Regions from separate parts of the Homo sapiens genome. Here regions 2 and 3 are each linked to region 1. The links are chromatin loops, found by intact Hi-C in ENCODE. Cell type or tissue: mammary epithelial cell. All regions are shown on one strand.

What was found. A loop is a pair of places that touch in the nucleus more often than their neighbours do. Peaks named below come from ENCODE experiments on the same cell type or tissue, not always from the same donor. Only the 100,000 strongest peaks of a DNase experiment are listed, where the experiment ranks them.
Region 2: a loop joins it to region 1, with 5 times the contacts of the local background. A loop is called at or near these places in 5 of 110 quality-filtered maps.
Region 3: it touches region 1 in a loop (5-fold over the local background); 4 of 110 quality-filtered maps call a loop at or near these places.

Annotation. Positions count from the first base shown.
Region 1 is chr3:159,827,507-159,830,006 of GRCh38, reverse strand. The region is part of intron 4 of IQCJ-SCHIP1 (IQCJ-SCHIP1 readthrough); the gene reads right to left. All of the region lies in intron 2 of SCHIP1 (schwannomin interacting protein 1), which reads right to left. It overlaps LOC101928351 (a long non-coding RNA gene), which reads left to right and starts at 2,182. Exons shown (of 4, transcript XR_007096144.1): 1 at 2,182-2,500. In mammary epithelial cell, a CTCF peak has its summit at 1,367 (motif pointing left); a DNase peak (open chromatin) is centred at 236; H3K27ac peaks cover 1,190 bases.
Region 2 is chr3:159,928,436-159,930,935 of GRCh38, reverse strand. All of the region lies in intron 9 of IL12A-AS1 (IL12A antisense RNA 1), which reads left to right. Among named protein-coding and RNA genes, the nearest start is that of IL12A, 59 kb to the left of the region's middle. RefSeq lists an enhancer at 1,102-1,251. In mammary epithelial cell, a CTCF peak has its summit at 1,397 (motif pointing left); a DNase peak (open chromatin) is centred at 2,015; H3K27ac peaks cover 1,745 bases.
Region 3 is chr3:159,615,338-159,617,837 of GRCh38, reverse strand. All of the region lies in intron 4 of IQCJ-SCHIP1 (IQCJ-SCHIP1 readthrough), which reads right to left. The region is part of intron 1 of SCHIP1 (schwannomin interacting protein 1); the gene reads right to left. Among named protein-coding and RNA genes, the nearest start is that of IQCJ-SCHIP1-AS1, 150 kb to the left of the region's middle. In mammary epithelial cell, a CTCF peak has its summit at 1,415 (motif pointing left); no DNase peak of the experiment used is centred here.

The DNA of each region.
Region 1 (2,500 bases):
TAGCAAGAAACTTATTCAAAATTGGTTTACTAACAATATATAGCAATTACTCATATTTCTGATTATAAACAAGATAAGACAGAGTACCCAAACTTACAATAGGTCATTAATCTATAACAGTACCTTCTCATTTGATATATTGGGTGTTTGCTTGTCATTGCACAACCGACTGTTAGGCTTGATGAGAGACTGTGCCAAACAGATGTGCCTGATCCTAACCTGGCACTGAACCAAGCTGGGCCTCTGGGCAACTTGCGTAATTTTATTGCTTGGGCATGCACAGGCATGAATTTTTTAGAAAGGCCAGTACAGAGCTACCACCTTCATGGTCAATGACACATATTTATAAGTTCGTTGATTTTGAGGACTGTGAAAGACTACTTCACCTGGCAGGATAAATTAAATATGCTGACGTCGAAAAATTGGGTTGAGAGAAATACTTTGCACAGATTATGAGGGAATTAAATCATTACAGTTTGGGCTGAAACGTTATATTCTTCTTACCACAGCTTTACAGGACTTTTCTCCAAAGTCCCATAGACTATCTCATTTGTAGTTGTATTCTGAATTATTTTCACATTTCACAACTCTTTAATTTCCAGTTTGATTTTTTTTGGGGGGCTTGGGGATGAGATGTTTAGCCGCTCATATAATAGGTACAAATTAATCTCTAAAAATATCTCCAGCAACCCTGGGTTTCTACAGACACAGTTTGAAATGTAATACATTAGGCAATGCTATAGCAGGCAGCCTCCCTTTGCCTCTAGAATAATGAGATGGTTTTATATTTCAATAGAATCTGCCAGAGTACTTGTTTATTGGACACAATCCTATTATTTTTCCCATAGTATTTTATGCCCAACAGTAACTGAAATTCACATGCTGTAGAAAAACAGCAACTGACGGATAGGTAAATCTGGGTGAAGTCTACATCGTTTCGTCCCCAATTTATGTCAACATTTAAAGACCATCTCTTTTACTCTCTGTTTTCCAGCATTTGGAGTCAGAGAACGCAGTGGCAGAAAAAGTGAAAAGTAGTATAAATTTGCCAGGGCTAAGGCAAGACTTTCCAAATAAAAATAAGTTGGGTTGTCATGTCAAGAAGGGCTAAGCTCAAACTAACACAAAGTTTGTGTGCATGCGTGTATGTGTGTAGGGGAATAAGGGTCATGCTTCCCCTTTATCATTCCAGGTATCTTAGCAGCACAGATAGCCTTGCCTACCAATACAAATGCATTTTGCTAAAGCAGTACATGGAATCTCTGACAATAAAAAAGCTTTTCAATGCTCCGAGGCGATAGTGGCTGATTAAAACCAGGTTAATAGAGTACTGGGGAAGAGAACAGACCGTGATGTTGAAGAAAGGTGCCCTCTAGTGGACTATTGTGTTTTTTAATCTGTTTGGGATAGTATTATGAAAAAAAAATGTCAAAAGTACGATACATTTTCTCATTAACATTTCAATAATACCTTTAATAACTGTAATATAAATACATAAATCTTCAGCTACATTGGTATGTATGTGTATGTGTGTGTATATATACATATATATACGTATATATATACGTATATATACGTATATATATACGTATATATACGTATATATATACGTATATATGTATATATATATGTATATATATATATAAAGGTTACACTAATGCTAATTCATCCAAAGTTGCAATCTAGGCCATCTTTGATGGTTCTAGAGTTGATAAAATTTTGGATCAAATCAAAGACCTGGTTCTGGACTTGACTGCACTTCTTATTAGGTGTGTTTCCTTGGGCTACTGCTTCATAGCTGTCAGCCTCTATTTCCTAATCTACAATATGAATTGAGTTATAAACTGCCCCTGCCGCCCACTTTCAGGCTGTCAGATGGCTGTCTTTTTATATCAATTTCATTTTATATCATGAGTTTTCCACATCAGCAATACAATATAACAATAATATATTATATATAGCATTGGGTGAGTCAACAAAAAAAAATTAGATTTCAATTGAAGGTCTTCCTTATAGAAATTTAATGAGAGTAAAGGTGATGAGTTTGTTTTTTCTTTTTACATTGATCATGGACATTTCAAAAACTAAACACACTAGATCATGAGTTCATTATGAAAATTGAATTTACTATGAAAATCAGAGTTACTATTTAAAAAAATATTTCCAGCGTTTCTATTTTCTTTTTTTTTTTTTTTGAGACGGAGTCTCGCTCTGTCGCCCAAGCCGGACTGCGGACTGCAGTGGCGCAATCTCGGCTCACTGCAAGCTCCGCTTCCCGGGTTCACGCCATTCTCCTGCCTCAGCCTCCCGAGTAGCTGGGACTACAGGCGCCCGCCACCGTGCCCGGCTAATTTTTTGTATTTTTAGTAGAGACGGGGTTTCACTTTGTTAGCCAGGATGGTCTCGATCTCCTGACCTCATGATCCACCCGCCTCGGCCTCCCAAAGTGCTGGGATTACAGGCTTCTATTTTCAAAAAAATTATTTTGTAGGATAACGTA
Region 2 (2,500 bases), 100 kb before region 1:
TCTCCAGATGAAAAAAGAATCCAATTACTGTAGCTTTCCTAGTTAATGGTCAATTTCTCAGCCCATTTATCATTTTCATTGATTACCAAAAGAGACTCTCGGTTTATGAACTCATTTTCAGGAGCCAGACTTAGTCAAGGCTGGTCCATGCTAGTGCATGCTAGTCTCATATGCATCAATCAATACTATTCTCCTGACTGGGCACAGTGGCTCACCCCTGTAATCCTAACACTTTGAGAAGCTGCAGCAGGAGGATCACTTGAGCCCGGGAGTTCAAGGGCAGCCTGGAAAACATAGCAAGACCCTGACTCTACAAAAAACTTTTAAAAATTAGCCAGGTGTGGTGGTGTGTGCCTCTAGTCCCAGCTACTCAGGAGGCTGAGGTAGGAGGATTGCTTGAGCCCAGGAATCTGATGCTGCATTGAACTATTATTGTGCCACTGCACTCCAGCCTGAGCAACAGTGAGACCCTGTCTTTAGAAAATAAACAAAAATAAAAATAAATGCTGTCTTCTCAAAGTCCAGTGCCTGAGTAAACCTCAAACCTAGACACTTGAGTTGTGGTATTCAGAGATGGGGAGACATGCTTCCATGGAAGGATTTTTATTGTGTACGTGGTTTGTAAAATAACTGCTTGTTTCTTGATGATGAGATGTGCTCATCATTCCTGTGTGTATAATTCAATACATGGTTAATATTTACACGTGTCAAGTTTTCATCAGTCTTTTCAAAATGGCCTTTCAAAGGTAAAGACTAATGGGAACTTTTGAACACTCGAGCCTCATTTCTTCCTGAAGACCCTCTGAGGATGAAGCCATGTGCAGGCAGAAACAGAGGGCTCTGTCTGGCCCAGAGACCTGCCTCATGAAACCCTTGTTCCTGAACAGCAAGAGGAAATCCCGCTCCCCTTGGCTCCACTCACAGAGCCATAGTTCACATTTGTGGTAGTTTTAGTTTCCCTCTTTGTGAGGTAAGCAGCTTTCTCCCAACCAACCCCATGTCAGCGCCCCTTCTTTATTTTGGCTTCCAGAATGAGTGTTGGAGTCCTGCTGTCACTGAGGGCAGGGCCTGGACTTCCTGCCGGCCCCTCCCCACACAGGATGAGCTCACAGGCCTTCCCCTATTGTGTTTCCCTCACTATTACTGCTGAACCTTGTGGAGTTCACACCATTCTTTTAAAACCATTCTTTTTGAGGAATGAGACTCTGTCAGGGTGAGTTGTTTGCGGAAGTAATGCTGTTTCAATGTTTTAGTGTTGCTGTTGATACCTCCCTGGAGTCCAAGAGAAAGTGAAAGTTCATGTTTACTCTTTTATGGGAAACATCCACCTCCCTCCTCACACTTCTTCCTCAAAGGTCTGGCTTTGGTTCCCTCTGGTGTTCACTATAGCAAGTGGGCCAGATGGAGCTTCTGTTGGTTGGCTATGAAATGGAAGGCTTGGTTTTTTGCAAGACATGTGATCGACGGAGCCATGTTGAAGTCTTTAAAACATAGCCCAGTTGGATCCCATAACTTACCAGTCACGCCTGGGACAATCACAATTTCCAGCTTCCATTCACATCAAAGCTCTGTCCCTCCTCCCCAGGCAAGCTAGAGTGCTCAGCGGAGGCCTATCTGAGGAGGTGACGGCAAGCCCAAGGGCCAGCTCATTTTTTTTTTTTTTTTTTTTTGAATCAGTCTCACCGTAGCCCAAGCTGGAGTGCAGTGGTGCAATCTTGGCTCACTACAACCTCCAGCCCCAGGGCTCAAGTGATTCTCGTGCTTCAGCATCCCTAGTAGCTGGGACTACAGGTACGTGCCACCACACCTGGCTAACTCTTTTGTGTTTTAGTGTTGCCCAGGGTGGTCTCAAACTCCTGAGCTCAGGTGATCTGCCTGCCTCGGTCTTCCAAAGCGCTGGGATTACAGGCGTGAGCCACTTCGCCTGGCTGGGCCAGTTCATTTTTATACTCGAATCATGACCATGGAATGCTGAGTCAGACACACTTTTGCTTACATAAAACCCAACACTGGCTTCTGCTGTCCTCATAAGTACAACTTCTAACTTGGTTTACAAGCCCTTGGTGACCTTGCCCATCCTTGTCCTGCCAGCCTCCTTTCTCCACATTCCATAGCCATCCTATCACTCACATTCTTCACAGCATTCCCTAATTAAAAGCTGAGGATTTCTTCACAAACCAAGACCTCTGCATGTGTTCCTCTCTCTGACTCAAATCCTCTTTCGCCCAGTTCTCCTTCCTCTTCTTCATTCTGCTTGTTTAAACTCCATTCATGTTTTAAATCTCAGATTTCCTCCAGAAAGTCTTTCCTGGCCCCCCAGACTAAGCTAGGTTTCCTAGCCCTATAATCATTAGTCTTTGTTGTGATTGCCTGTGTCCCCATTGGACCATCAATTCTGTAAAGCAGGGGACCATATTTGCCATATTTACCACTTGATCTCTGGCACTGAGCACAATGCCTGGCACATATTGTATGCTTAATAAATATGGGATGAGTGATG
Region 3 (2,500 bases), 210 kb after region 1:
AAGTAGACAGATCAATGGGAAGAAAATGCATAGAAAATTTATTGTTCATAAGCACGGGAGCTGTATAAAATATGAGACTCAAAGGCCTGGTGGTTGAAGCTTATATACCCTCTTCCTAGGGGGGGTAGTAAATGGTTTTCAGGAGAAATGAGTGAGCCTAAAGAATAATCATCTGGGACAAAGCTCTGAGCTCTGGGGAAGATGGTGGGAAGGTCAGGGCTGGAACTTGACTGTGAACAAAGATTGTTTTATTATGCAGATAAAATCTCCCAGGTAGTCTCTCAGAACTGCCCACAAAAGAAGAGATGAAAAGTCTATCTGAGTGTGATGAAGACTGTAAGTTTCTTCCTTTGTCTGGTGGTCAATCTTTCCTGGTTATTTAATGAGATTGTTAGGGAGGGAGTTTTAAGACAATTGCATTTCTCCTGGGAAAACTTTGCTTAATCAGATAAGGAAACTTCAGAAAAAGCTCCTTCTGGTTGCTTGCAGAAAGAAAGGGGATCGGAGAGACAGGGAGGCAGGGAAAGATCAGAAAGAGACCTTGGTTCTAAGGCTTATTTCTGAGGTCTTTAAATTCAAAACACTCAACATGCCAAAGCACCATACTCTGGGGTCTCTTTCTCTCTACCTCAACAGGTAGTTGTTAATGTTGCTTACCAGATATCTCTAGCTCTCTGTTTTCAGAGCACAGGAAAGAATTGTATTTTTTAGACCCTAGTGGTTGGATGGGACCACATGACATTTAATTGCTGGTACAAGAACCCAAAAGCATCAATGCTCTAACTCAGCATGTTGAGTAGAACTTTCTGTAATGGTGGAAATATTCCCCATCTATATTTTCCAGTAGAGTACCCATTGGCTACATGTGGCATTGAGCGCTTGCAATATGGCTAGGATAACTGAAAAATTAAATTTTTAATTTTATTGAATTTTAATTAAAATGTAAATGGCTACATGTGGCTAGGGACCACCATATTGGACAATGCAGATCTAGATGGCGGCTGTTCCAGATGGTGGCTGTTCCATTAGCCTGAATCCAGGAGTGAGGACAATGATGAGGTAAGGGAGAGCCTCAACCAACTTGCAAGGGACATGTTCCATGCATGAGAAACAAGCCTGTGTTGCTCTAATTTATTAAGGTTTTGGGGTTATTTGTGACCACAGCATGGCCTAGCCTAGGCTTTCTGATATACTATCTGAAGGAAGATATCACATTGACAGGAGTCTTCTATCAACCAATAATAAATGATTCCTCTTCTACGTGGCACTGTGTCTAGTCCTGGAGGTCCTGAAAGAAATCGTCCATGTCCCCAGCCCTCATATGGTTGATCATTTCCTTGGTAATTTCTGATATGGTTATGCTCTGTCAGAAGAGGAATAGGTCCTCTCCTCTTTCCCAGTTGGATGCAAGGGAAAGCCTCAGAATGCCATCTTGTGGCCAGGCGTGGTGGCTCATGCCAGTAATCCCAGCATTTTGGGAGGCCGAGGCAGGCGGATCACTTGAGGTCAGGAGTTCAAGACCAGCCTGGCCAACGTGGTGAAGCCCCGTCTCTACTAAAAATACAAAAAAAATTAGTTGGGCATGGTGGCACATGCCTGTAATCCCAACTACTCAGGAGGCTGAGGCAGGGGAACAAAAAACAAAACAAAACAAAAATGCTATCTTGCCCCAGAGCTTGTAAGCCCCAAACTCTACTCATAGTATTCCAGGTCAGCTCTCAGGAAAGCAGAATGTGCACTTGGCTCTCTGAGAGGACTTGTCCCCCACATTCCCATCACTGAGACTGGGAAAAGAGAAGCAACTCTAGGTTTGAAGGAGTAGGGGATGGGGTGCAGGCCTCAGATAGACTCTCTGGAGCCACAGGGCAACTGTACAGGGCACAGAGAAAGCTACATCCTAGTAAAATTAGGCACTGCTGATCATCAAGCGACCTCTCTGGATAGACAAATATGTTTTGATTTTTCCAGCACATGTACATTGAAAGCATTCATTTTGACATAGTTCTCTGTTCTTTCAAATCAATTTTTGTAATCAAATTTTCTTTCTTTGTAAATAGTACTGTCATTCACCCAAATTAGAAATCTGGGAGTCATTCTAGACTCATCGTTTCTGCATCTCCCACATTCTATTCAGTTCTGTCAGGTGAACCTTATTCCTCTTCACCCCCACACCATCTGCCAAGGTCATGACATGCTGCATGTGCTAAGCAGTTTGTACTCACACAAAGGAGCCTGGCTGAGGCAGGTAAGGGTCATCTTCAAGCCAATGGGACTTCTCAGTCCAAGGTGAGGAGGGAGGTGCCTTTTTCTAAATCCCATAAAGGTGCCAGGTAGGCCAACTGTAGCTCTCTCAATTGACTTAGTATACGCTCAACGTCTTTCACTCTAACGAAACAGTCTCCTAATCAGCCACCTGGCTGTCTTTTCCTCTACTGTTCAAGTTACAACCAGAGTGATAATTCATAAACACAAATCTGATATTAGCACTCTCCACTCTCTT